Regions from separate parts of the Mus musculus genome. Here regions 1, 2, 3, 4, 6 and 7 are each linked to region 5. A link is a loop called in an ENCODE intact Hi-C map of the cell type or tissue named here. Cell type or tissue: heart. All regions are shown on one strand.

The links. A loop is a pair of places that touch in the nucleus more often than their neighbours do. Peaks named below come from ENCODE experiments on the same cell type or tissue, not always from the same donor. Only the 100,000 strongest peaks of a DNase experiment are listed, where the experiment ranks them.
Region 1: a loop joins it to region 5, with 8 times the contacts of the local background. A loop is called at or near these places in 15 of 42 quality-filtered maps.
Region 2: it touches region 5 in a loop (7-fold over the local background); 4 of 42 quality-filtered maps call a loop at or near these places.
Region 3: a loop joins it to region 5, with 7 times the contacts of the local background. A loop is called at or near these places in 16 of 42 quality-filtered maps.
Region 4: it touches region 5 in a loop (4-fold over the local background); 28 of 42 quality-filtered maps call a loop at or near these places.
Region 6: a loop joins it to region 5, with 2.3 times the contacts of the local background. A loop is called at or near these places in 14 of 42 quality-filtered maps.
Region 7: a loop joins it to region 5, with 3 times the contacts of the local background. A loop is called at or near these places in 19 of 42 quality-filtered maps.

The regions. Positions count from the first base shown.
Region 1 is chr10:83,293,416-83,297,415 of GRCm38, forward strand. It overlaps Slc41a2 (solute carrier family 41, member 2), which reads right to left. Exons shown (of 11, transcript NM_177388.3): 6 at 3,739-3,885. Among named protein-coding and RNA genes, the nearest start is that of Slc41a2, 42 kb to the right of the region's middle. In heart, a CTCF peak has its summit at 1,505 (motif pointing left); no DNase peak of the experiment used is centred here.
Region 2 is chr10:83,774,530-83,778,529 of GRCm38, forward strand. No RefSeq gene overlaps it. Among named protein-coding and RNA genes, the nearest start is that of 1500009L16Rik, 54 kb to the left of the region's middle. In heart, a CTCF peak has its summit at 2,138 (motif pointing left); no DNase peak of the experiment used is centred here.
Region 3 is chr10:83,352,274-83,356,273 of GRCm38, forward strand. No RefSeq gene overlaps it. Among named protein-coding and RNA genes, the nearest start is that of D10Wsu102e, 5.9 kb to the right of the region's middle. In heart, a CTCF peak has its summit at 2,267; a DNase peak (open chromatin) is centred at 1,928; H3K27ac peaks cover 414 bases.
Region 4 is chr10:83,181,068-83,185,067 of GRCm38, forward strand. The region is part of intron 2 of Chst11 (carbohydrate sulfotransferase 11); the gene reads left to right. Among named protein-coding and RNA genes, the nearest start is that of Slc41a2, 150 kb to the right of the region's middle. In heart, a CTCF peak has its summit at 1,747 (motif pointing left); DNase peaks (open chromatin) are centred at 1,744 and 3,484; H3K27ac peaks cover 744 bases.
Region 5 is chr10:82,907,912-82,911,911 of GRCm38, forward strand. No RefSeq gene overlaps it. Among named protein-coding and RNA genes, the nearest start is that of Gm33781, 25 kb to the right of the region's middle. In heart, CTCF peaks have their summits at 1,564 (motif pointing right) and 2,507 (motif pointing right); no DNase peak of the experiment used is centred here; H3K27ac peaks cover 261 bases.
Region 6 is chr10:83,097,585-83,101,584 of GRCm38, forward strand. The region is part of intron 2 of Chst11 (carbohydrate sulfotransferase 11); the gene reads left to right. Among named protein-coding and RNA genes, the nearest start is that of Chst11, 110 kb to the left of the region's middle. In heart, a CTCF peak has its summit at 2,311; DNase peaks (open chromatin) are centred at 3,493 and 3,935.
Region 7 is chr10:83,507,447-83,511,446 of GRCm38, forward strand. Aldh1l2 (aldehyde dehydrogenase 1 family, member L2) reads right to left here. Exons shown (of 23, transcript NM_153543.2): 11 at 1,167-1,286; 12 at 569-696. All of the region lies in intron 1 of Gm51778 (a long non-coding RNA gene), which reads left to right. Among named protein-coding and RNA genes, the nearest start is that of Gm51778, 12 kb to the left of the region's middle. In heart, a CTCF peak has its summit at 1,639 (motif pointing left); no DNase peak of the experiment used is centred here.

The sequences.
Region 1 (4,000 bases), 390 kb after region 5:
CCCAGCACCATCACATAGGCGATGCTTCATGGTTTTAACTCTGCTTGCTCTTATTTTACTGAGAGTGCATCAGCTCTGCCCATCAGTGCCACTGGTCCATAGCTTCCTCAGGGTGTCTGGCTTTGATAGCAGGCTGAGAGGCCGACCTCGTAAGACAGGCCTGGGCCAGTTCTCTCGGAACGCTTCACGGAAGCTTTTGTTGTCTGGGGTATTAATTGTTTAATGTGCATTTGTGTGTACTTAACCTGAGTTGTTGAGGCAGGGTCTCACTCTGGAGCCCAGACTGGCTCCACACTTGTGGTAATCCTCTTTTCTCTTTAATTACTATTCCAGTATATTTGCTGCGTGTCTAGTCAGGTCTCTGTGGGTACATGCTTACAGAGATGCACCCATCCCCGGAGTCTGAGTTTTCGGCACATAATCCCTGTGGTCCTCTCCATTCTACAGCACCCATTACGATGCCGGTGCTTGCTTTTCTGGTCTGACGTCAAGTCTTTTCTCTTCTTAGTCTAGCTGCGGTTTTGTCGATTTTCTTCAAGAAAAACCAAGCCCTCATTTTGCTGATTTGTTCTGCAGCTATCCTACTTGGTTCCTTACTTTACTCCTCCTCTTAACCTTGGGCTCAGTTTGCTCTTTGTCAGTTCCCTGCTGTGTGGCAGTCAGCTGCCTGCCATTTTCGTTAATACAGGTGTTTATAACTATCTTCCTCCCTGGGCCTGCCCGTGCTCCATCCAGGGCGTTATGGAGCCTGTCTCCAGGCTCATCTGTCTTACGATGTTTCCACGTTGAGATCTCTGACCCACTGACTGGGATAACTGACCTACATACAGTTGTCTCCCTTCCACTTTCCAGTCTCACACCATCACGGTGACCCAAGGCAGGACATGATGTCTGCTTCCTAAATGTGTTAGCTTTTGTCTCCTAGCTAGACATGGGGTGTACTCTAGAAAGTGCTCTACTCCCACAAGAAAAAAACACCTCATGCAGCTGTTGACTGGAACACTCTGTAGACTATCAGGCTCCTGTGGACCAGCGTGCAGGTCAAGTCCAGCGTTTCTTCACTGGGCCTCCATCCGGATGACTTGGGTGCTGGAGCCCCCACTGTTCTTGTATTGTTCCTCCCCTTCCCTTCCAGCCAGTTATTAACTTTTACATATTTTGCAGCACTGACACTGGGTACATACATTTACAACTGTTGCAGCCTCTTTGTGAATTGATCCGGGAAACTTTTCCTGTGTCCCGTTTTCGAGCAGCATAGTTGGTAGCCTCTGAGCCGTAGAGTATGGAGTCTCTAAAGCCAGAACTTACAGCTACCAAAAAGACCCTCCTTTCCTCCCTAAGCATTGCTCAGTGCTTCCAGAGTAGTTCAGAAATTAAATTTTGCTTTCGAGGACCTGACTTCTCAACAAGATGAATGGGATCTTAAAAATTAAATGTGTCTACGTCTAATCTCTGTATTCAGAATGAAAATACTGAGCTTCTGAGGCCCCCTAGTGCTCAGGATGCAGCTGCTTTGGCAACCCAAACGCAAACGACGTTTCAGAACACCTGTAAACTGTTAAATTAATTGTGGAATTAACCGGTAGCCCATTTAAAAAGGAAATCCCTCGGGGGCATCAATTACACAGATGAAATGAAAAGGATCCGGAACACTGCAAATTGAATGAAGGTAAGCCAACTTTCAGGAGGCAAATAAAGGCTTGGAATATCTTAAACGACATTTAGCAGCATTGGTGTCTAAGATTATGGAACACTGCACTTGCTCTCACTCCTCACTCACACCAAGCATCGCTGCATCACCGTCCAAGGTGTTGGGTTCAAGCCTCAACTCCTCAAAGCAAACAAAGTAATGTCAGATGTACTGGTTCCCAGCCATGATGCCAGTGCACAGAAAGCTGATGAAGGATGAGTCTGAGAGGCAGCCTCAGATACACAGTGAGGCCCTACCAAGACCCCATCTTACTGTGGCACCACAGAACACTCAAAATAGTGAAAGCTTTAAACAATGATGCGTTATTGTTTGGTTTTGGACTCCAGGACAAGGGACTGAGGTGCATATTTTACACATCAAAGCGGACCTAGCCTTCAGGTTCTCCCAGCATCCCTCATCCCTACCTGATACACCCAGTCCCCAACCCTGAACTTTCCAGTCCAGGGGCTGGATTGCCCTTCTCCCAGAGGCTCTTCCCAATATAATCCATGTATGTTGGTTTCACCGTTCCCCTCCTCCTCCTCCTCTTCTTCCTCTCCCTCCTTCTTCTCCTCCTTTTCCTCTCCTCCTCTTCCTCCTTACTCACCTCCTGCTTCTCCTCTCTCTGCCCTTTCTCTCTGTCCCCCAATCCATGGTGACTTGCTCCTTGGGGCCAGTGAATTCACCTGAGAGCAGCTTCCCAATAAACCTGAATTTAATCTAATCTAATCTATCTTGAACTGGCTCTTTTCACTGGCAGAGAAATAACCTATCAATTATGGTGATGTCATTCATTTATTTAATCTGCATGGGTGCTTTAACTGCAAGTATGTGTGTATACCACCTGTGTGCCTGATACACAAGGAGGCCAGAAGAGGCCACCAGTTCATCATCAGATTCAACTGGAGTTACAGTTATTTGTGAGCCGCTGTGTGGGTGCTGAGATTACAGACTTGTAGTATCATGCCCAGTTAATCTGTGGCAGGCAAGTATATCCTCTTAATGGTGTTGGGAGAAACCCTTCATCCTCTTGTGTATTGCTTTTCTCTTAGGGCTCCTCAAAGCAGGAGAAACTTCTCTACCTTCAACATTAGTCAAAGGGCACTGAGCACCCTGTTTAGGCTCTTACAGCTTCCTTCTGATGTCAGGGTCTCACATTCTGGTCTCAGAATCACAATGCTCCTGCCTCAAATACCCAAGTGCTAGGATTACAAGTGTGTGCCACCATGCCTGCCTAGACAAGCTCCCTTCTCCAGTGGAAAAATAACCATTGGTAAATTATGGTAAATTAAAACACACAATCGTACACACACATACACCACACACAATCTCTCTCTCTCTCTCTCTCTCTCTCTCTCTCTCTCTCACCCTACACAAATCTCTCTCTCTCTCACACACACACACACCCTACACACAATCTCTCTCTCTCTCTCACACACACACACACACCCTACACACAATCTCTCTCTCTCTCACACACACCCTACACACAATCTCTCTCTCTCTCTCTCTCTCTCTCTCTCTCTCACACACACACACACACACACACACACACACACACACACCACAGAATAACAAAACAGCAGAGGGTAACCCCTAACTGGCTATCCAACTAGAAGAAAGCACAGAGATTATGGAGTATGACAGGCTTGAATAATGCTGGGTAGCATATATAACTCCCATGATCCTCTGTTTTCTCAATGAAGTTACCAAGGATACCTAGGTGTAGCAACCAAATACTTGGGAGGTGGAGTTTGAAGGCAAGCCTTGTCTGAGGCTGCATGACAGAGGCTGCCTCAAGAAAGAAAAGCAGGGGATGGGGCAGAAAGGAAAAAAATTACAGAAAATAAACATTACCTCAGAGTTCTGAACTCAGTAAGAGAAAAAACATACATGAGAACCACAGCACATAATAAACATACAGGCTACAGTGTTTGAAATCAATTTTACCCCTAGTTCTAACAGTTGAAGGTCACTATGGATTCATGACACTTTACATTTCTCTTAAAGACTCTGAATAATGCCATGTTCAGTTTCAGGGAACTTACCAAGACAGGAGTACAAACCCTGACTTATCCAAGCTAATATGGCGAGAGTTATCAGATCACCAAAACTAGCAGCAATGGGTGTGGCCACGTTGTCAGGGTTTATGCCAGTCTTCTTGGAGCCAACGATAACACCAACCATTATTATTCCTAGGAGAAAGAACACTTGTTACTTTTGAAGCTGACTTGGAAAAAATCCATTCCCCAAATGCTGAAATACACAGCATGGATAAACAGCACATTGGTTTCAGTTAGAATGTTCGAA
Region 2 (4,000 bases), 870 kb after region 5:
CGTAACCAGTTGCAGAAACGAGGATTATAAAGTAATATGAATGCCCATTGTAAATTTACTAATGCGTTTGCGATTGTACGAGGGATAGTTATATCATGTTAGGCGTATTTACAACCTTGTTATTGTTTCATGTGAACATGAGATATTATTTGTGTCAAGTTGACAAGGGGTGGATTGTAGTGGCTATTCCTGGTTGTCAACTTGACAATATTTGGAATGAACTACAATCCGGAATTGGAAGGCTCACCAGTGACCCTTATCTGGAGGCTTGGAGATGCTTATCTGGATCTTGGTTTGAAGATCTTGAGCCACAGTGGCTATGGATTCCAGAAGATTGAATCTCCGAGTTAAGGAACACACCTTTAATCTGGGCTATGCCTTTCATCTGGGATTAAAGGTGTGGTGGAACACACCTTTAATCTGGGCTACACCTTTTGCTGGAGACAATATAAGGACATTGGAAGAAGGGAGTCTAGCTCTTGCTCTTGCTCCTTCGCCTGCTTGCCGTGTGAGACTGAGTAACTGCTAGATCCTTGGACTTCCATTCACAGCTGCGACTGAACAATTGTAAGGAATTGGGCTGCCGACTGTAAGTTATCAATAGATTCCTTTACTAACTAGAGACTATCCGTGAGTTCTGTGACTCTAGAGAACCCTGACTAATACACCCACTTACCTTCAGTGTACAGCCCATCATTGGAGAGTGACACATAACAGCCTGCTCACACGTATCCACAGTTGAGGGCAGACAGCAATGAATGCACACAGGCCTACTTGATTGCCTTCTTCTCTTAGACGGTCCAGAACCCCCAAGTAGGAGTGTCATCACTCACAGTGGCACAGAGGTCCCCACACCAATTAACAAGACAATGCCACCACCCAACCCAATTTGGACAAGTTTTTAATTAAGAATCCTTTCCACGGGTGATCCTTGTTTGGGTCAAGTTGACAGTTAAGAAACTATCCTGGGAGAAAAGATTAACGTTGCCTCTGGGGATTTCACTCCTTCGTACTGGGGACAGAATGGGGGCGCTTACGGAGGAGAGAGATTGTGGTGAGACAAAGCCAGGGTCCCGAGTCAGCAGCTGTGTAACCTTTAAGACCCAGTCCTAAAGGCCGGCTTCCACCAGAGAAGCCCCACCCTGTACAGCCCCAATGGTTTGAATCTGAAGTGTATGCCATGGGCTCATAGTTTAAACGCTGTTCTCAGGTTTGTAGGGATATTGCACAGGGATTGGCCATTTCTCTTCCTTCCCTTCATATTCTCCAAAGGCACGGGATGGTCTACAATGAGGGAGGCTATACAACAGGCCTCTATGCTGACCCCAAGGGACAGCTCACCACAAGGCTTTCCAAGCTCAGCCGCATTCCTTTGTTCCAGTATTTTCTGAGGTCCTCCCCCCACCCCCAATCTCTTTCCCTCTCTAATGCTGCAGGCCACACCAGCACCATCTTGTACCTGGAGGGTCCCTGCTTCTCGTTCCTCAGTGAATACCACCCGTGCGCACAGTGGGCTCAGCCCAGGCAGGGTTCACCTAGTGGAGCTGCTATTGAATGTAATGCTGGCTGGCATTTCATCTGCTGGTCAGCTTTCTAGACATGTACAGATGTGATCGAATTAGATACTCACAGCAAGTGCCTCATCTTTATGGTTATAGACAACGTTGAACCAGCTTCTTTAATGATTGGTATAAAGTTTACAACAAAACTTTCAGGTTTCTGATTTTTGGTTTTAAAGACAGAATCTCACATAGTCAAAGCTGGCCTTGAACTCACTGTGTGGTGGGGGATAGACTCATTGTGCTGCCTTCATCTCTCAAGTGTTGTGATACAGCACGGACCACTGGGTTAGGTAAAGCTTTCGGACCCCTGTCCCCGTCCCTTCAACCCAAGATAGAGTTTCTCTGTGTGGCCCTAGCTGTCACGGATTTCACTCTGTAGACCAGGCTGGCCTGAAACTCAGGAATCCGCATGTCTCTACTTCCGAAGTGCTGGGATTAAAGGTGTGTGTCACCATGCCCAGGAAAACTTTCAGTTTTTAATGTAGAAAACGGACAAAAAAAAAAAAAAAAAAAAAAAAGTTGTGGCTGGTTATGCCTTTCTAATACATGCATCTCCTGCCCTCTGGTGGCCAGAGCATCTAATAGCGGCTTGATCTCTCTCCGTGTTTTGATGGGCCTATTCCTTGTTTCCATCCTAGCCCAGCAGGCTTCCCTAGCTGCTAGCTCTGAACGTTGGACACTTTATTTAGCTTTCCCCTGTCCCTGTTTCCTTATGCATAGAACGGAGTCAGTGTCTGTAACAAAGACTTTAAAAGTCTATGTCTGAAATGCTTATTACATGCAGGTTAACCAACTGGATTCCCACGACAGTCTTGGTATAGAGCCATGGTTCTCACCCTTCCTAACGCTGTGACCCTTTAAAACAGTCCCTCATGTTGTGCTGACCCCCAACCATAAAATTATTTTTTTTGTCACTTCATAACTGTAACGTTGCTGCTGTTATGAATTGTAATATAAATACCTGTGTTTTCCGATGGTCTTAGTGACCCCCGTGAAAGGGTAGTTGGACCCCCAAGAGGGTCGTAGCTCACAGGCTGAGGACGACTGTTACACAAGAACAGATATTTGCATCCTACAGTTAAGGTGAATGAGGACCCACAGACAAATAACTTGAAGGTGAGACGACTTAATACTCAGACAGTGACGAAAAGTCCCGCTACAGGGTAAGCGTCCAGTGATATCAGTACATCAATAACACACAGGACTGAGTCTGTGACAGACATGGCTGTGGAACACACGGGTCCGTTTGCATGTGTGTCGTTGCTGTTTTTAACATTCGACTGCCTCTCGCATGGATGGTGCAGTATGTAAGTGAATAGTAGCTTGCATACTTTCTAGGCATCTTTCCTGAGCCAGACCATAATTTCTCACTCCCACACAGGCGATGCCTGGGCCTTCTGATTCTCTTTTCCTAAATGTTGTGCACTGCTCCCAATTCATGTCCACACAGAACCTCTAAATGTACCCTAATTTAGAAGCTAGGGCTGTGCAGATCTCATCAGGGGGAATGAGGTTACAATGGACAAGGGCAGGTGCATCGGACCCAATGACGAGTGTTCTTGCAGGGGGAGAAAACAGATACACACGGAAGTCAGGGATTGTGGGTAATGCCAGGAGCTAAAGGGAGCAAGGAGGGTGCTTCTGCTGCAGAGTGCACAGCCACTGGGGACTTTTAGCCTCTATTTGGGGGAAATAACACACTTCTGTTATTTAAAATTTAAATGACACGTTATTTACATGTGTATGGGTGAGGGTACACAGGCAGCGGGTCATGTGTGGAGTTCAGAGGACAATTTGAAGGAGTCCATTCTCTCCCACCGGGTCCTGGGAATTGAACTCAAGTCGTGAAACTCAAGTTGTCAGGGTTGGCGGCCAACACCTCTACCCACTGAGCCATCTAGCTGGTTCCTCCTTTCATTACTTCAATTCATCCACTTTGTGGTGCCACAAAGGGATTTAAAATGTCACAAAGACCGAGGCCACCAATTCCTTACCCTGTGGAGAGATAGACACTGTAGTCACTCAGGACACATTGGTCTCTTAAAGCAGGTCCTGCACAGTCAGGATGCCACAGCAATGCTAAACACCTGCAGCTGGAGTGTTTCTTGCTCGTTACAGTTCTTGACTGCACTGGATAATGTAAAGGTTGGATAATGAGTTGATCTCCGAACTGTTCTGTGGACCAATGAAACTGTAGCAAGCAGTCTGTTGCAATAGTTTTATATATAAATTTATAAGAATGCAGAACTCTTGGATTATATTACTCTAGGCAACAGATTTGCCAACTCTCCTTGAGACGGTCATTTTTATTTTTATTCAATGTCTATTTTAAAACTTTATGTATTGGGTGTGCATGCACACACACATTTGTGTAGGTCACACACATTTGTGTAGGTTTGCACACACACACACACACCCCTGTGGAGATCAGAGGACAA
Region 3 (4,000 bases), 440 kb after region 5:
GAGTTTTTGCTAGGACACGGGACTTTCTATAATCATTTTGCCTCTCAGGAGCTGGCATTACAAACCTGTACTACCAGGCCTAGCTTCTCTGGTATCTCTTCAAAAATCTGGGGGCTGGAGAGATGGCTCAGGCATTAAGGACACAAGACAAATCGTCTCTCCAAAGGACTTGAGTTCATTTCCTGGCACCCATACAGTGTGACACTCTACCACTAGGGAATCCAACACCCTCTCCTAGCCTTTGTGGATACTATATGCAAATGTACACATCCACCTAGTACAGCCACATATACACATAATGAAAAATAAAATCTTATAAATAATCTGATAAAGAAGCCAGACCTGGTGACACAGGCCCATAATCCCAGCTACTCAGGAGGCTGATGCGGAAGGGTTATAATTTCAAGGCTTGCCTAGGCTGGAGAGTGAATTCAAGGCCAGCCTGGACTGTGTCTTTAAATTCAAAGTTTATTTTAAAAAGCCGATATAAGATGGGGCTGGAGAGATGGTTCACTGGGTAAGAGCAGTAGCTGCTTTTGCAAAGGACTCGGGTTCAAGTCTCAGCTTATAAATATACGCAAACTCCAGTTTTAGGAGATATAGCACCTTCTTTTGGTTCCCAAGGGGATCAGACAGGCATGGAGTGCATTTAATTACAGGCAGACAAAACATTCATACATTAAAAAAAAAAAAAGTTTTAAAAAGAGCCAAATGTAGTGGATCGGGCTTTTAAATCCAATATTTAGGAGACAGAGGCAAGTTTATCTCTGTGAGTTAAAGGAAAGTCTGGTCTACATAGTTAGCTCAAAGTTAGTCAGGGGGACACAGTGAGAAACTAAAAAAAAAAAGAAAGAAAGAAAAAGAAAGAAAAAAAGGCCTGAGTTGAATCCTAGTACCCCCCCCCAAAAGAAAAGAAAAGAAAGAGGAGGAAGAGGAGGAGAAGGAGGAGGAGGAGGAGGAGGAAAAGAAGAAGAAGAAGAAGAAGAAGAAGAAGAAGAAGAAGAAGAAGAAGAAGAAGAAGAAGAAGAAGAAAACAGAGAGTCAAAATATACTCATTTTTGGAATCAGTATAGTAGGTATACAAGCACTACTTTTACAATTTATCTATAAATAAGAATTTATAGCAAAAGAACAACCAAAACAAGAACGGAAGATTAGGGAAGGACTTAGCCTTGTTGATCTGCAATCTGCAGTATCCCTAAAAGGAAAGAGGTACAAAGTTACACTGTGTCTACATCAGGTCTCTGCAGCGGCTTTTGGCCCTTCCATATTTTTGGCTAACTAAATCTGAAGTTCATACCCACTTTGTAGTGTTCTGTTTGGGCTGTTTCAAAGAGAATAGCAGATACTATGACCATGTGAATGTCTTTTTAAGCTAGGGCCTGCAACTGGAAGGACCTATAACTATTTGAAAACAGAATGTGCAAACTTGCCAAACATTCTCAACGGGAAATAGATCAAAGTAGACTGCACCTGTAGGATGAGGAAGAGGAACAGTACCGGCTGTACTCGGTCGGCTAACATGGCACAACAAGCGTTTGTCCTGTCCTCTCCTGGAGTTTGACTCTTGCGTGTATTCCCGCTTAAGCTCGTTTCTGTTGTCTTTTTTTTGAAGCAGTCTAGAGTCACAGGAACGGGTTTGTTTGTTTTTTTTCTGACGATGGAAGGATTAAAGGACAGCAGAGGAATGTGACTGGAAACTTTGGGGGGAAATCCCAGCAGAGCTGTCACGAGGAACAGAGGAACTGGGAATCTTTCTTGGGGTTCTTAGCTTTGTTAGTACAATAATTTAAGAACAGACACAAACAGAAGCTTGGGGACAATGTATTCTCGTTTAGAAAGGAAAACTCCAGGCAGATTTCCAAGCCTGGAAGGGAGGAGGAGGACAGAGGAGGAAGAAACCCCGTGTGGGCTGAGATAAGGCTGAACTGAGGCCATTTGCACAGTGGCAGGCAGCCACATGCCCGGGAGGGGAGCTTTGGAGAAAGAATAAGAAGCCCAAAGTATTAGTTATGGAATCTAAAAATATACTAGGCTCTGGCCAGCATCTGGAAGGAAAAGAAGAAATAATCAGGTCTTAGAAAGGCAGGCTGACTTAACTGCACATCTAGGCAGCCTGGCTAGAGAGGACAATGCTAGGCGGTGGGAATTCTGGGAAGGAAAGCAAGTTATCTTAAGATGAATCTTCCTGGGGATGGTCCGCCTAGCTGAGCCTATTACCTGCCCCATTAGATTAACAAGAAGGAGACAAGAATTGTCTCCACCTAGCGGTATGTTCCGTTCTTTATAGTATGTCTGCACGGTCTGTAAGGACAGTGTCTGAATTCTGAATGTATTTTCTAAATTCTTTCGAGGAGAGGCTGAAACGCCAGCCCAGCGTTGGATGCAGTGGTGCTTTAGGACAAGATCCTAGAAATTTAACTGAGGAGGAAAAAAAACTTACCAAAACTGTTTTGACTTTAATCAGTGGTTGAGGATGTAGCTCAGTTGGTCACAGTATGCACATGAAGGAACCCCCGAAGGGAGACCCTCACTCCAGTCTCAGGAATCGCGAGCCCAGAAAGCCACACCAGTCAAGCTTGCTGCAAACACACGAGGTTTTAATGGCACACAAACCAGCATGCTGAGGTCGAGACCCATACACCACGCAGGGGTAGAGGAGTCTGATGATGACCCTAATTTTCCAGCAGGCTTATAAAGGCAAAAAAGCACAACCTAGGGGGAGGATCGGAGAGGAAATAGGGGAAGTCTAGGGTTGGATATTTACTTCAAGGCACCTGGGACATTGAAACATTCTGTGGTTGTTTTTCCCAAAAGTTCAGGGGAATTAGGCCATCTGGTCGGGGGGCCGGGGCCCATGTTCTCAGGGCAGTCATTATTTTTTTTTTTTAATTCTTCACACATGGCTCTGGGTTTGATGGCTAGCACTAGATAAACAGGTGTGGTGAACAGAAACAGGACTGTCAGGTCAATTTCTATAATCCCAGTAAGGCCAATTTGGTGTAATGTCATAGCTGTCATTAGCGATCAAGTGACACCAATCTAGAGTCACCTGGGAAGAGGGAACTGCAACAGAAGAATTGCACTGTCTATGGACTTGTCTGTGAGGTAGTTTAATTGCCAGATGATATAGGGGCGTCTGACCTACTGTGGGCGGCGCCATCCTTAGGCAAGTGGATTTGGGCTGATGAGGAAACGTAGCTGAGCAAGGCCAAAAGAGCATCCTTCCTCCATGGCTTCTGCGCCTGCTCCAAGCTCCTGCCTTGAGAATCTGTCTTGGGCCGGGCGTGGTGGCGCACGCCTGTAATCCCAGCACTTGGGAGGCAGAGGCAGGAGGATTTCTGAGTTCGAGGCCAGCCTGGTCTACAGAGTGAGTTCCAGGATAGCCAGGGCTACAGAGAGAAACCCTGTCTCGAAAAACCAAAAAAAAAAAAAAAAAAAAAAAAAAAGAAAGAAAAGAGAATCTGCCTTGGTTTTCCTCCAGGATGCACTGTAAAGCGTTGGTGGAAATAAACCCTCCCTTCTCAGGTTATTTTTAAAAACATTTGTGTGTGTATGTTAATACATTTTAACAAAGAAGAGGATTTTATTCCTATACTGGCACCAGGTCTACACCCAAGACTTGTAAATTCCTGAATACACTGCCCAGCCTGCTCAGTCAGGGGCTTTTAAAGGCAAAGGACACAAAGTTACATTATGTTTATGCTCAAGCAGGAGGTCACCTGGGCAAAACAAGTTTTTGTTTACAGAAGCCCAAACAGAGAGGTTTGCTAAAGTCGTATAGGACCAGGCTGATTGCAAAAACTAATCTTTAGCCACCCCTTAACATTTGGAAGTCCAACTTTGCTTGGTTTCTCTGTATAGCCCTAGCTGTCCTGGAACTCACTTTGTAGACCAAGCTGGCCTCGAACTCAGAAATCCGATTGCCTCTGCTGGGATTAAAGGCGTGTGCCTGGTTTTTAGCAAGGCAGAGGGAGCGGGAAGAAGGGCCTGCCAGAGC
Region 4 (4,000 bases), 270 kb after region 5:
CCAGTTTCTAATCTCCCCAAAGGCTTTACCGAACATCCCTATTTGGGGAAAATCAATAGATTTCCTCCTAAGCTGAACCGGCTCTTCATGCTTCCTCCTCAGAGGTCAGGGTGGGCTGATGTCACCCAAGCGCTCAAGACACCTCTGTGCACCTCACCTCTTCCCTGCCATGTGGCCCAGCACTTGGGCGCACTCACATGTGGGCGCGCACAACTCCCTGCTGGTGCCTGACTCAACAGCCGTCATAGAGCCATGGTGCTTTGGGGCCCATTTTACAAATGAGCACACAGAGGCCCAAGGAGGGAGTCTGGCCCAGCCTCTCTCCTAATCCCCTCATTTTCATCAGCCTGCCACTGCCCAAAGGATCACTCTCTTCCTGAAGGCCACTCATCTGGCCCGCTCTCAGGGACTGGCTACTTAGCTGTCCAGCGTACTGACTTCCTATGTAGGAAACTAGACCCAGGGGAGACACCCCACTAGACAGTTGGCCCCTGTAGAGTCTGGTGTGAACAAAAGTGCCTAAGCTTCTCTCATCTTCTACCCTGAACCCCCCACCCCACCCCTACCAATATCCTTCTGTCCTAGCTCTCCCAAGTGAGGCAGAGAAGCCAAAGGACAAGGACCATAGACCACTCAGAGGTTGGGTTAGGGTTAAATATTATATCCTGAAATAGATTCGTTTTGTCTCTCCTGTTAGCCCAAGCAGAGGCACTGTCCTTTAAAAGAGAACCTGCCATTTTCAGGTTTTTTTGCTCATTTTAATGAGTTCCCAAATCAGGCCAGCCCAGGAGAGCCTAGCCCACATTCCCTGCCTTGGTGACGAAAGTAGGCCACCTGCTCCCGCTGAGTTTCTGAACTTGCAGCCATCCGGACTCTACACTCCACGGGTTTCACAGAAATGTCCCCTGAGAGCTTGGGAGACCGGCTCAGTCAGCAGCAGCCTGAGAACCTGTGCTCAGTTCCTGGAACCCACGTAAAAAGCTGGGCACGTGGGGCTGGAGAGATGGCTCAGCACTTAAGAGCACAGGCTGTACTTCCAGAGGTCCTGAGCTCAATTCCCAGCAACCACACAGTGGCTCGGAGCCATCTGTAATGGGATCTGATTCATTAGAAGCTGAGACAGACTGGCAGCTTCTGACCCATGTGATGCTGTCTTTAAAAGAGGGGGAGGAAGCGGCACCTGAAGGAGCAGGGGTTACCCTCTGGTTTTCTCTGTGTGCACAGGCACACACGCGCACCTGCAAACAAATGAACCATAGTAGGGAGGGCAAAGGAGAGGGGGTATTTTCCTCGGTGCACAGAGGTGGCCTAGAACCACATACATAGCAGTAAGCCCCTTGGCTGACTCGTCCCATGCTCTGGCCTGGGATTCATCCCTGTACCTCCAGGGGGCTGCTGGTTAGAGAGACAAGGAAAGTCCTCCTCAGTGCTGCGTCCTAGGAATGGGTGGCTGAGTTGGGATTAGGTGGGCGCAGAGAAATGCTCCACCTGGGTTATGAGCAACAACCCCCTCCACCCCCACATACGCAGTAGCTCAAAAATCTACCAGTTACACGGTATTTACACCTCTGATGTCCTCAGCTTGTGGGTGTCTTACTCATCTCTGGGCTCCAGGTTGTCTGTGTGGCTGTTGTGCACCGCTGTGTATCCTCAGCTGTGACCTAAAAATCAATGCAGTCGCTTACATTCCTCAGCTAGTGAATTCAGCGATACTGGTCTCAGTGGCGCCTCCCTGTGGCCTTCCCGTTACACTGCCGTGTGGATGACAAATGGCCATCTCTCTTGAAAAAGACTTAGCAGGAGAGAGGCACTAATGTGTTGGCACAATGCTAACCCTCCTTCTCTGAGTCCTGCAAGGATTCAGCACCAAGTGCTTGAGACACACAAGACATTTAGACCTGGGCCAGCAGCCCTGCAGGCAGGGAAGGCACAGGCTGTATTCATTCACAATGTTGTAACTGTTGAAGGCTGGGCAGCTAGAGACAGTGAGGCCTGATGCTGGGGGTGGCTTCTTGGACTTTTGGGTTTGTGGGTGACTTGTGGAAGGGGTAGAAGGTGCCTAGCAGGTGGGAAAGGGAGGAATACTTTGCGGTGGTATCTGCTGGGCTGGCCCAATTCTAGCCTCTTCCCCACCAGGAATGGTACGTGGGTAACTTGTATTAATGAGGGAGATGGGGTGTTGATAGACCAGGAGGCATCAGAGATAGATCAACCAGTACAGTGCTTGCTGCACAGGCCTGAGGTCCTGGCTTCCATCCCTAGAACGGATAGGGGGGAGCAAAAAACAAACAAACAAACAAACACTGAGCATTGTGATGTGTGTCTGTTATCCCAGCGTAGGTTTCAGGCCAATAAGAAACACTGTTGTAGTAGTTGTTGTTATTGTTGTTGAAGGAGAGTGATGGACAGCGTCTAAGGAATGATACCTAATACCCAAGATCGACCTCCACAAGTACACACACACACACACACACACACACACACACACACACACACCACACACACACACACACACAATAGCCTACAGTTCTAGCATCCTGAAATCCACCGCCTGCTTTACAGTGTGTTGACTGTACTGATAGCTCATCGCGATGTTGCCCCTTTCTTCAACTGTCCAGCCAGGATGTTATTCCAGCTAATGTCTATCAGTCATTTTCTGTCAGTGAGATACCAGATGTGCATGAGTCAGGCCTCGTGAGCAGATGCCAGATGTGTCTGGCATTCCTGCAGAGCCCACTCCCGGAGAAGAATACCCAACCAGCAGTTCCTCGGGTGTAACAGAGACACCAGAGCTGATCTGATGGAAATACCCCAGGACCGTGGCTAGGAGCAGGTGCCTGGACCACCCACACTGACCGTACAGTCAGATGGCTAAGGTGGAGTCAAGGAGTTACAGTCACCAGACAACACAGGGAGTCAGCATTCAGGTTCAGTCAAGGCTTTGCTGCCTGGTTCTACTGCCAGCCCCTTTCCAGACAATCCTCCACAATGACGTTAAACAGGAAGTGAATTTCTACTTCCGTGGTGTTCACAAGACACAGGCATGGTGCCATATGTTTTTTTTCTGAGCCCTCAATCATCAAAGCAACCCCCAGAATGCACAACTATTGTCCCCATGGTACAGAATGGGGAACCAAGGCCTGAGGGCTCAAGATGCTCAGTCAAATGTTCAGTAAGGCGTGCTGAGTCTCTGGAGAGAGGCAGGAAGGAAACCACAAAGCCAAATTGTCCAGTCAGAAGCCAAGAGAACCTGCAGGGCCAAGCCATATTCTCCCACACACACACCTACCTGCCTCCCTAAAATACCACAGACAGCCCAGCCCTGGGGGGGAGTTGCCAGCCTCGAGGCTGAGAGAAGGGGCCCAGCTTCCTTCCTCCTGTCAGAAGTGACTTCCGATATCCCCAGAGTGTGTCAGTCAACAGGCACAGAGCCTGCCTGCCCCTCTGATTTCAGACTTCTGAAGGACCAGCCTCCTTGGTGTCGGAACCCTGTCCCTTCCTCACCCTTGTCCCTGTTCTGGGCCACCATTCATAGGAAGCCAGGCCAGCTTGGCAATGGTCCCATTCCTAAGCCTGAAGCCTTCTGCACCAGGCCCAAACCTCCCGGAGCCCAGAGACTGTGGGATGTAAATAAGGCCCCTCCAGCTACATCTGGCTTCCTGGAAAGGCGCCCCAACTCACGGAGCCCTGTGCAGAGCTCTTCCAACCTCTTCTGGTATCTTTGCCCTCCAGCATGGCATGACTCCTCCTCCTGTTTCCTGGGCTGACTCAGGTAGAAAGCTCCAGAGGAGTCCTCCCATGATCAAAGCTGTTTCATCAGAGCCGACTTCTCCTAAGACGAACAGCCTATCTGCTAATGCGTTGGTGCAGCTTCAGACTCTGGCTCCAAACCTCAGTAGGAGGATGGGCTGGGGCAGCAGATGTAGGCACCAGAGGAGCACACAGCAGCCTCTCCAGTCACCCAGAACCTGCACAATCCCTATACACCCCACATTATTGA
Region 5 (4,000 bases):
CTTTCATAAATATTTTATAGTTGGCAACACGAAAGACCCATATATGGGCTAGGGATGGAACTTGGTTGCTTGCCTGGGATGCACGGACCCCTGGGTTTGATCCCCTGCACTGTGTAAACTGGCTTGGTCTTGGCACTCAGGAGGCAGCAACTGGAGGATCACAAGTTCAAGGCCTTTTTGTGCTACATAAGAGAACGGGGAGGACTGAGGCCAGTCCGGGATAAGAAAACTCTCAAACTGTACGTTGGTAGGTTGATAACTTAAGTGCTTAATTTTGCTGTGCAATTGCAGGCACCACTGTACTTAACTTGGGACTCAGTGTGTGCTCCTTGCTTGCATACACAATTGCAGTTGGTGACTGTGCATCCTTACATGCTGTGTCCTTCCCAGACCTGATTGTTATATTGAGAGTTTCTTTTGCTGTGGTGAGTTTGAAGACAGCATTGCCAGCCTGCTATCTGCAAACATGGCATCTGCTGAGAATCACTTCCTCCAGTAAGGCCACACCTACTTCAACAAGACCCACGAGGACCATTCTTATTAAAACCACCACCCCTGGCATCCCTGGAACAAACCCCATTGGCAGTGAGGTGTAACTTTTCTTCATATTTCTGAACACTTTATAAAGGATATTTGTGTCCGCCCCACCCTAATTAGCTTTCAAAGTCTGTTGAGCCCGGGCTCAGGGTGCTGTAGCTGTGGATCTTTGCACTGTCTCCCGCTTTACCATCACAGGCATGCTAGTTTTATAAAATGAACTAGAAGTGTCTCCCCCTCTTCTATTTTCGGAAGGAGAGTGTGTGAGAGGTTGTGCAGACTCCTCTTTCAACATTTGGTAAATTCTCCAGTGACGCCATCTGCAAGTGGAGACTTCATTCCTGTGAGTTTTTAAATTATAAACTCAATTTCCTTAACAGTTGTGGCTATATTTAAATTCATAGCCCATATGGGATGAATTGTATTCTTCAAGAATTTGGTGTATTTTAAATTATCGATCGTATGTTTTCAGAGATCGTTTTAACTTCGCTCTCCTTTCTTCCTCTCACGGGAAGCAAATGCTGATTTCCCTGGAGCCTGGCCACCCTCTCCAGGGGATGCCCCACAGACTGGGTCAGTCTGGACCTCAAACAGAAACCATTCTGAGCATCCAGGAAGAAACTAGAGGCCGGGGCGGGGGTGGGGGTGGGGGTGGGGGAGGGCAGTTCACAGAACTGTCAAGCCTTGGAGATCGCTGAAGTGTCCTGGGACCAGGTAGGGCTTGTGACTTTCCACTTAACACCTTCCTCTTAGAGAACCATCAGAGGGAGAGTCAGTGGGAGCCTCTTTCTCCAGACCAGGTTTATGTCAAAAACCAGAACTCTAGCTGAGCGGTGGTGGCACACGCCTTTAATCCCAGCACTTGGGAAGCAGAGGCAGGTGGATCTCTTAGTTTTAAGCCAGCCTGGTCTACATAGTGAGTTCCAGGACAGCCAGGGCTACACAGAGAAACCCTGTCTTCAAAACAAAACAAAACAAAACAAAAAACAAACCAACCAAAACAGCCCGGAATTCTGGGTATCACCACTAGGTGGCACTCTGAACATACACTTGCCACCTGTGGTTCGGAACACTTCTGTTGAGCCAGAAAGGTCTGTGGGGCATTTTGTTCTTTCTGTGAGATGTGCTTTGGAGATGCGCAAGGACCCCCTAGAGCTCTGAGCTTACACTCGACTCCTGCAGCTAAAGTGAGGAAACTGGAGAGGTGGTGCCGGCTGCAGCGCAGAAAAACGCTGCTCAGACAGGAGTCCCCACACTGAACCTGGGTCAGGTGGCGGCAGCAGCCTATGACATAACCTCATATTGGTAAACTGTCACGCACTGCTTGAACTTTGGAAGTTGAATTGCTCCTCAGCCTCCATTTCAGACCCAAGCATGTTTGTCTCGAAGTGTCCTCCAAGGCCCCCTAGCTAGCTAGGGATTAGCTGCTCTGCCCCCTCCCCCAACTCTGCAACAAGAGGGAAGAGAATATCAAAATAGCTCAACAGTAAAAAGATCATCCTTAAAAGCAGCTAGAAGGTGGGGCTGGAGAGATGCTCACCAGTTGAGAGCATTGGCTGTGTTCAGTTCCTGCACCCACATGGCAGCTCATAATTCCAGTTCCAGAGGATTGCCCTCTTCTGGCCTTTGAAGGCATCAAGCACACATACACATACATTCATGCAGGCAAAACATTCATAAACATAAAAATAACAAATACATCTTTACCAAAAAAATAAGCAGCTAAAAGGCAAACCATTTCCAAGAGACATCACTAATATTTAATCTCTAATAAAAGTGCCTGCAGTGGGAAAGAGAAACCAGAAGTTTAGCTCTGACAAGCTCAGCCACGGAGGGAAAGCTTAATTGGGACCCTCGCTGACTGCCTCAACTTCCCCAGTCGGTTTCTGCTGTGTGCCTTGGGCAAGATATACATGGTATCTCTGCCAGATGCTGGCTTGAGCTCACATCCCTCCTGGACTATTTACTGCCCTGCCAGCAGGGGGAGCTATCCCTTCTGTCCACCTGAAAGATGAAGGTAAGGCTAGCCTCCTCCATAGGGTTGTGGGGTTCCTGCCCAGGGAAGCAGGAGAAAAGCTAAGCATTTGGTGGGTGTTTTTGATGGCATGACCACTCCTATTCATTTACATCATTTGACCTCCCAGTGTAGCACGATTGTAGCACAAAAGCTTCCCCAACTGTCCTGACAAATGAATTAAAGAAAGAAGTGGTAATGAAAGGCAGAGAGAGGGGGGAGAAGGCAGAAGGAGAGGGGGAAAGGAAAGGGGAGGGGGAGGGGGATAGAGAGGGGGAGATATTCACCAGTCACCCTGGGGAGAGGGGCAGACAGAGTCCAGGGACTACAGATCCTCAGGGAACTGACATGAACATTAGATCTAATTTTGAGGAGGAGTTGGGACTTGGGGGCTGGGGTGTGCTCCTGCCTATGCCCTTCTAGGCTCAGGTCCTACAGGAACATCAGATAAAATGGTTAGTGATCACGGAAGGGAACGACTCTGCTTCCTGGAGAATGTCTGCTCTAGGATTAAACCTTCGCACCATGGGTGACGCTCATTTCTCTCGTGGTCTGTCCTGCTCGGGTGTGACCTCAGTCTCTGTCACAAAGACTTTTATCATGTTGTTCCTAGATTCCAAGGTGATCCAAAAGGACGATGGAAACAAGACACAAGGGCAAGTTAAGGGGATGTGGGAAGAGAACGGGTCTCCTCACTTGGGAGTCTGAGCTCCCACCAGCTAGCTGTGAGGGATGGATTCCATCCTAGTTAACAGCACTGGCTGTGGCATGGTCTATACCCAACATGCACTTCACAGTCTCAAACAAGAATGTGAGAACAGCGGTGAACGTGCTTACGGGCTGTATCGATCCACCTTTCTCCTCTCTGTCTGTCAGCCTAAGATTTTTACAAATGTGGCTGTAACTTCATCTACAGCAAAAGCATGTCTTAGCTTATATGAGCAACCCTTGTGACTACTCAGTGTGCCTTATGTATTACTCTCTGTAGTCCTACTCAGTGTGTCTCAGGTACTCTTTGTGGTCCTACTCTGTGTGCCTCAGGTACTCTCTGTGATCCTACTCAGTATGCCTCAGGAACCATTCTATGACGTGGAGGCTTAGAGGGAGGAAGGGAAAGAGGAAGGAAGGCTAGATATGTAGCTCAATTGGTCTGGTACTTACCAAATGCTAGAAGCTCTCAGTTGGAGCCCCAGCACGACATAAAACCAGGTATTATTACAGGCCCAACTGTAATTACAACATTTGGTAGGGAGAGGCAGAAGGTTCAAGGTTCAAGGTCATCCTCAGCTATAAACGGAGTTAGAGGCCAGCCTGGGCTACCCGGGACCCTGTCTATAAATTAATAAATAATAAAAGAAGGGAAGAGTACTTCAGCAACCCTTTGAGATTTAACCAACATCATTTCGACAGTGTTAATATGGCAGACGCATCTCTAACTGTGCAATGGCA
Region 6 (4,000 bases), 190 kb after region 5:
CTGTCCTTTAGTAAGCGAAGGGGAAGGACCAGACATCAGATGAGGTTTCCAGAGATCAGTTGCATCTTCCAAATAATCAGGAAGGGGGAGGCTGTCTGCTTCAGCAGTTTGCTGTTTGCAGAGAATGTTGGGGGTGGTACCTGCCTAGGAAGGCCAGAAAGGGCAGCCATTGTTCAGCCCTAACTCTGCTGCATTAATCTCTTCATTAGCAGCCACCTGGTAAATGATGAGCCTGTCTCATTATCTTGCTTTGACCCAACAGCTGTCCACCAGCCAAAGAGGGATTGATTTAGTTGTAGACTGGCTCCTTCTGCAGGGCTATTACCGATAGTTGGCCCAGCAGAATGGCAGCTGGCTAGCAAAGACGAAATATTACATTAACCTGTCCCTACCTATAGCAGTCTCTTGAGTGCTACATTATTCATGGCAAATGACATTAGGCCAGCGAGGATCTCTACAAAGCCAGGGACAGTGGGCTGTCTTTTTTTTTTTTTTTTTTTTTTTGCCATGGTTAGCAGCTCTATTATATTCAAGCAAAAAGCTACCCGGTCACATATCCAATCAAGCTAGGACAGGTGGAGACCTGGAGGGAGATGCAATTCAGGTCATAGGAGAAGATTGGATGCTTGAAAGAACTGAGGGATGCTAACCCAGGTATATGACCTGCGGCCATTACCGGACCTCCTCCACAAACCTGGGCTTCCTCATCTGTAGAGAATTAGAGGAAAATGCCTGTCATGCAGGTTTCTGCAAGTCAAAGACCTCACATTCCAAAGGCTCATTCAGTTAAAGGCTTGCCTCACAAGTAGGAGGGTCTGAGTTCACTCTCCCCCCCCCCCCAACTCGGTAGAAGGTGGAGCACAGCAGCGCACACCTGCACTCAGAACTCAGGGTGCACAGACGGGCATCTCTGGGGCTTCCTGCCTCTGAGGACACTCAAATCAGGACAGAGTTAGGAGTCACTCACTAAGCGCACAGTCTGTTTTGATTTATGTCGCATCTCAGGCTTTTTTTCGAGCTAGAGACACCCATTTCCAAGACCACGAATGCCTCTGTCTCCGTGAACAGTCTATGTACAAACACGTCCACTGCACACAGGTCCTAGACAGTGAGCAGACACAGAGGCGTAGTTTGAAAAGCTCCTGTAGGTGTGTCTGCCACAAGCCCCCTCTGTGATCACCTTGGGAATGGGGGAGTTAACGAAGCCCCTCCCTCTTGAGGTGGTGCGTGCTACCTGTGAGTTGGTGGCTAACTCTTGCTGCCTCTGTAGGCCATTGTTCTGTTTCAGACACAGAAGATTCAGGAACGCCCCCTTCTTTGACACGATCTATGGAAATATGGCGAGGAAGTGATTGGAACTACTGGGATTTTTCTGTGGCTCTCTGTGCGAACAGAACCTGACATATTTCCAGTAGGAGAAGCAGCGTTGGGATGGCGGAGTGACCTCAGCCATTGCCAAACGGTAACACAGCTGGACAAGCTGCCATTTACCAAGAGTTATTTCCTGAATTACCCTCAATTAGGAGAGGCCTCTTCATCATTTGATTTTTCTGTAAATTGCACAACGCGGGCAGCTTCTGGGCCAATTGGAATTTGACCTCAGATGGAGGCCAAGTGTACCAGAGCCTGGCTTCTTGTCAAGCTCTGTGGGTGCTGCTCTGTATGTGTGTGTGGCGGGGAATGAGGGAATGAGGGGAGGGGTCTCGTCCTCCCTGGACGCACCCTGGGCACTGGAGGTCTCAGGCAAGCGGCTACATGTTTCTCAACACTGGAGAGTTTGCTTATAAAATAGGAATGAAAAAAAACATGCAAAGGTTTTAGCTTTTTCAGACTTACGTTTGAAAACATACAGAGTTCTGGGCACCTGGCAGGCAGGCCAGGCTTGTTTGCGTGATGTGCTATTGCTGCTGCTGCTGCTGCTGCTGCTGCTGCTGCTGCTGCTGCTGCTGCTCCTGCTGCTGCTGCTGCTGCTCCTGCTGCTCATTCAGAAGCGCCCTCCATTGGGAAACACTTCCTGCTTTTCTTCCTCTGGAGATTTTTCTGTTAGCCTAGAGCTACAAAGCAAACAGGTGAAATACATTTTAATCAGATGTTTTATCCAGCCCAAGGCTCTCAAAATATCATTTCTACCTGTCATTGGTAAAAAAACAAACAAACAAACAAAAAACCAAAGGGAGTCTGTGTTCTGATTTCCTTACGCTGTCTGGAATCAATTTTGTGTACTGGACCATGTGGCCATTGAAGTGACATCACTGTCATTGCTTACTGGTGTGTCCCTGGGTCATTTGCACTGGCTTCTTGAGGTAAAGAGCCCTCTAGAGGAAAGGGACTGTGTCTTGTGTGTCTGGAACCTAGCTGGCTTCCTAGCTAGGCATTGGCAGGGACTCTTCAGTGTGCATTGAATTAGGTACCTTTCTCATTTATTCTAATAATTTAGGAGATACTGCCTATCAAGCGGCCACCGAAGGCATGGTGGCTGGAGGTACCACTGGCTCATAACATCTGGGTGTCAGACAGAAAGCGGGGATAGTTTGGCTGGAAACCCTGCCAGACTGCACTTCGAGACCTGTCTTCTGAAAACTACTCGCTTCCTCCAGTGAGGCCCCATCTCTTAAAACTCCCACAGACACCCCACCCCCCAAAATAGTACCACCAGCTGGGAACCAAGTACCCAAATTCAGGAGCCTACTGTGGACATTTCACATTCAAAATCTAATATGAGGTATTGAGGTTCTGAACACAGCTGCTTTTTCCTGGGTCCTGTGAGCTCAGCATGTGACCAGACACATGTGTCTTAGTTAGGGTCACTATTGCTATGATGAGACGCCATAACCAAAGCAACTTGGGGAGGAAGGGGTTTATTCAGCTTATGCTTCCATATCACAGTTCATCATCAAAGGAAATCAGGACAGAAAATCAAGCAGAGCAGGAACCTAGAGGCAGGAGCTGATGCAGAGGCCATGGAGGGCACTGCTAACTGCCTTGCTTCCCATGGCTTGCTCAGCCTGCTTTCTTACAGAACCCAGGACCACCAGGAACAAAGGCTGGTCCCTCCAGCATCAATCGCTAATTAAGAAAATGCCCTACAGGCTTGCCTATGGCTGGGTCTTAGAGAGGCAGTTTCTCATTTGAGGCTCCCCTTCCCTGACAACTCTAGCTTGTGTCAAATTGATATAAAACTAGCCAGGGCTCTGGGGTTCAGGGAAGAAGAGTCCCTCTGCACTGGGGCTGGGGCCTGTGCATGACCCTCTAAGAGCCTAAGTGCAGGCTGGAAAAGAATGAGTACCTGGGGTGTGACAGCCCTCGCTGTGCCCTTCCTACCAGCCACCCAGCCACGATGACAGGTCTTCCACAGCACAGTTTAACTGAAGGTGAGGGCATTGGAGCCCAGGTTCTAACTCCATCGGGCTCTAACTCTTCCTGTCACTGGCAGGACCAGACCACCTGAGAGGGAATTCAGGATCTCGGGGGCGGTGCCGGGGCCGGGGCTTTGATTTCCTCATCTGGAAACCGGAAATGAATTACTTAACCTCAGTTAACCACACTGTGTCACACAGCAGTTAAGACTTGGTAAAGCCAGATGCCCCTGGTAAGGGAATTCGGGGTACTCTTTTTAATCTCCCTGAGCCCCAGTTTCTTAATCTGTAAAGTGTGTGTGTGTGTCTCTGTGTGTGTGTGTTAGGGGTGCTGTCAGTTTCTAGATCTCTGAGTTGTTCCAAAATGGAATGAGCTGATTTCTTTGAAGTCCTCAGAACAATAGCATAACATACAGCCAAGTTTAGCAGCCAGTATTTTTTTTTTAACTTTAAAGTCTTCCCATAGGGTCCTCAGAATACCTCTGTCCCCAGTGGGTGGATTCAGGGAAAAAAATGGGAGAGGGAGCCTACAAGTACAGTCCCCCTTCCTGGCTTGGCTAACTCTCCCTCAGACTCACACAGGCACTTTGTTGAGCTAGACTGAGCACTCCCAAGCCAAGAGTGTGTTTGCGGAGGCTAGAGAC
Region 7 (4,000 bases), 600 kb after region 5:
CTTCCTAGAGTGGTTCATTTGGGATCTTCAAGAGTTGGGCTTGACATGAGCTGACACCCATCCCCCACCCATGCTTCTGTTAGATCCCCACTCTAAGGAATCTGTCAACTCGGGTGAAATGTCGAGCTGTAGGTAAGCAGAAACCAGGATGAAGAGTTGGAAATGATCACTTCTGGAACACTTAGCTCATTTGTAATATTCTTCCAGGACCTTAGCCTTCCGCCCCCACCCTTCCTTTTTGTCTTTGAAAACAGGGATGGGCTGTCCCCCGTGTGAAGCTCTCTGTCCAATCTCTACTCTGGGAGCCTTGGAGGGCCTTTATAGCCCATATCACCTGGTGACTGACACTTGTGTCAGGACACTTGTGAAGACAGTGAAGGACATGGTCAATGGGTTAAATCCCCCAGGTCTCTCATGGTTGCTCTCCTTCCAAGGCCACTGTAGAGTGCTCTTCTGCATCTACAGAGGACTCTAGAGAGCTCATGCACAGCTATGGACCTTGCCTCCATCCCTTCAGCCCTGGGAGGAGTTTCCAAAGACAACATAGCTGTTTCCCCAGCAAGCACACCTGTACATGAGTCTTCCTCTGTCTCTGGCGTTCATCCTCCCCCATTCGCCGTTCTCAAAGGCGTCCTTGGCTGCGGCTACTGCTCTGTCAACATCCGCTAAAGAAGCGTAGGACACTCTGCATATTGTCTAGTTCAAGACAAGCAGAAATAGGTCACTGAGGGATCTATTGATGCGACTCTTGTAATTAATATTCCATTAATAGTAAAAGTAGAGTATGACTTGTCAAATGAGAAAATTCTATGACAGAAAACTAATCCATCTTGAGATTAAATGGGGAACATAAAGGAGACACATGGAAACAACCTGATCTTGGTCCATCATACATGCCATCTCATTCTGAAAAGACACATTTAGGGCAACTGTACAGTTCTTCCTCAGGGAAGCTTGCCATGAGTCTGAAGTACACCCCCTCCCCCCACTGAGCTCTGCACACAGGGATCTGCTAGGCACTGATCTAAATTCATCATAAACAGTCTACTAAAAAAAAAAAGTCACTATAGTGAACAATAGCTAGTGTCAGAGCTGAGTGGGTAAGAGTCATGTGTGACATGCTGACGTGTGTTTGAACGAGGAGCCTGGGGGCCGTCGTCACTCACAGTTCCATCTGTGGGGTTGACAGTGGCGTAAGTCTCTCCATCCTCGGCATCCACAAACTGTCCATTTATGAAACACTGGTAGGGGATTTTCACTGTCATCCCGTTCACCTCCTTGGAAACCTGAGTGAAGTCAGTGTGCTTCTATGACTATCAACCTGATAATTGGTAGGTGGTTATAAAGATAAATATTCACAAAGCTGGAGAGATGGCACAGTAGCTAAGAGCACTTGTTCCTGCAGAGGACCCAGGCTTGGTTCCCAGCACCCATAAAGGGGCTCAAGTTCCAGGGCATCTGGTGACATATACTGACCTCTGAGGGTGGCATACATCCAAGGCAAACACTCATACACACATACTCAGATTTAAAAAGAGAAATTAAAAACCCTAAAAGAAAGAAATTCACTAATGTGGAAAGAGGTCAGCTTGGTGGGATTCTAGTGACATCTACTGTCACAAGGGCAGATGCACTCTCTTGATGCTCCGGCCACCTGAGGTCTGGGCTTAGCTCTGGCTCAGATGTTCTTCATTATACACAAAGGTGTCTCAAACACCTGTGGGCAGCGCCATCTATTGACAGACTTGAGAGAACCACCAATTGTGCCACTTGGATCCTTGGGAAATTCTTTACCCTGCCTGGCACTTCCTTTTATGCTGGGGCCATCTCTAGATGTCTCCCCTATGTTCTTTCTGTTACACATGAGCTGCAGTATTGTTCTCTCTACCGCTGGGTAACAAGAGAGATTGAAGCTACTATGCTGCTTCCATCAAGCTCAGGGTTTTCATCAGTAAAACGGGGAGAACAGTATCTGCCTCCTCCTGCAAACACGTCCTTCTGAGAGGAGGAAGTGAAAGCATCCCCGAGTGAGCAGACACAGTTAGTTCAGTGATACACACTGAGCCTCTGGGCTGGAATTAAAGGACAGCAAACAGCAATGGTGATGACCCAAGTTCGGATCTTAGCACCCACATAGCCACGCACACCTGTAACCAGCTCTGAGGGATGTGGAAACAGAATGGCTAGGGTTTGTGGCTCCCAGCATAGACAAGAAAATGTGAACACCAATGGAAGCCCCAGTTCAGGGAGAGACCCATCTCAAAGGAATAAGCAGTGGATGATAAAGGAGGGTACCAATACCTTCTTATCAACTCTATTGTTGTGTACACAGACACATGCACACAGATAACACACCCACACTTCCCCCTCCATAACACACACACACAGACATGCACAAAGACACACACAGGGAGATTTTGAATTCACATTAAATAGATTTCTCAAGGTGACTATGAAGGTAAAGAGAGAAATTGTATAAAAACATTTTTTGTTGTTTTTAACACTCTTTCTACCTGAAAGTAGAAGACAGCTGCTATCTGCCTCTGAGGAGATAGTGTGGTGCAGTAGTTAAGAGCCCTTGCTACTCTTGCAGAGGACTCAGGTACAGTGCCCAGAACGAGCACGTGGCAGCTTACACCTGCCTGTAACTCCAGTTCCAGGGGGATCTGACACCCTCTTGTGGCCTCCATAGGCATCTGCATCCATGCACACACACATACACGTGCACACACACACACCCTCACAGGTCACATACATACACATAATTAAAATAAAAAACCAAAACAAGAAAACAAAGGCAGCAATTATTAAAAAACCTGTTGTGGGGTTTCTAGCAAATCCACATAGAATTAATATGAAAAATAATAACCTAAATTTAAAGGTATATAAGAAAATAGTAGTGAAGTTTTCCTATCTGCTGGTATTAAGTTCATATTACCCTGAACTAGATTGCTTTAAGCAAGAATGATTATTGTAAGAAAATAACTAAAGATGCAGTGAAAGAAACAATGGAGGATGGCAAAGGCACCATAGGCAATCCTATATCAAGGAAGACAGAGGAGAAACAGAGCCACCAGAAGAGATCCAGAGAAAGTGTAGTGAAAGCGACTCATAAAGATAAAAATATGAGCTGAGCCGTAGTGGGCACACCCTTAATCCCTGCACTCGGGAGGCAGAGGCAGGTGGAGCTCTGTGAGTGAGGCCAGCCTGGTCTACACAGTGAGCACCAGGACAGCCAGGGCTACAAAGTGAGACCCTGTCTCTGGGGGCAAGGTTGAGGGGAATCTAGTTAGATTCTGTCCTCAGGGGGAAAAAATCTGTTATGTGTCAAAGGGTATTACAAAGAAGTGAAATAATAAAGCAAACCACAGTTCAAAAAATATTTACAGGAGGCTGGAGAGATGGCTCAGCAGTTAAGAGCACTGACTGCTCGTCCAAAGGTCCTGAGTTTAATTCCCAGCAACCACATGGTGGCTCACAACCATCTGTAATGGGATCTGATGCCCTGTGTACTCACATGTATAAAATATGTCTATATATATATATATATATATATGTGTGTGTGTGTGTGTGTGTGTGTGTGTGTGTGTGTATACACACACACACATCCATATCTGATAAAGATTAAATTTCAGAATAGACAGAGTACTTGAGCTATACAATAAAAAGATAAACAATTTTGGAAATGGACAAAGGATTTAAATAAACACTCAAAAAGATGCCTAACATCATCACTGTCCATCAGCAGATGCAAAATTGAAACCATACTTCGGCACTTTTACACACACCTGCTAGGACAGCTAAAGAGAGAGGCAAGTGAGAGCTTGAGAGGGGCCTGGGAAGGTTAGGGCTCTCTGCCACATTGGGGGTGGGATTCCAGAGTGATGTGGCTGCCTTTGGCAGTCCCTCAAATGGTTAAACGTGAGAGCTACAGTATGAGCCATCTATGCCACTCTTAGCACGGTACCTGTATTTTCATGTCAAAACAGATACCTGAAGT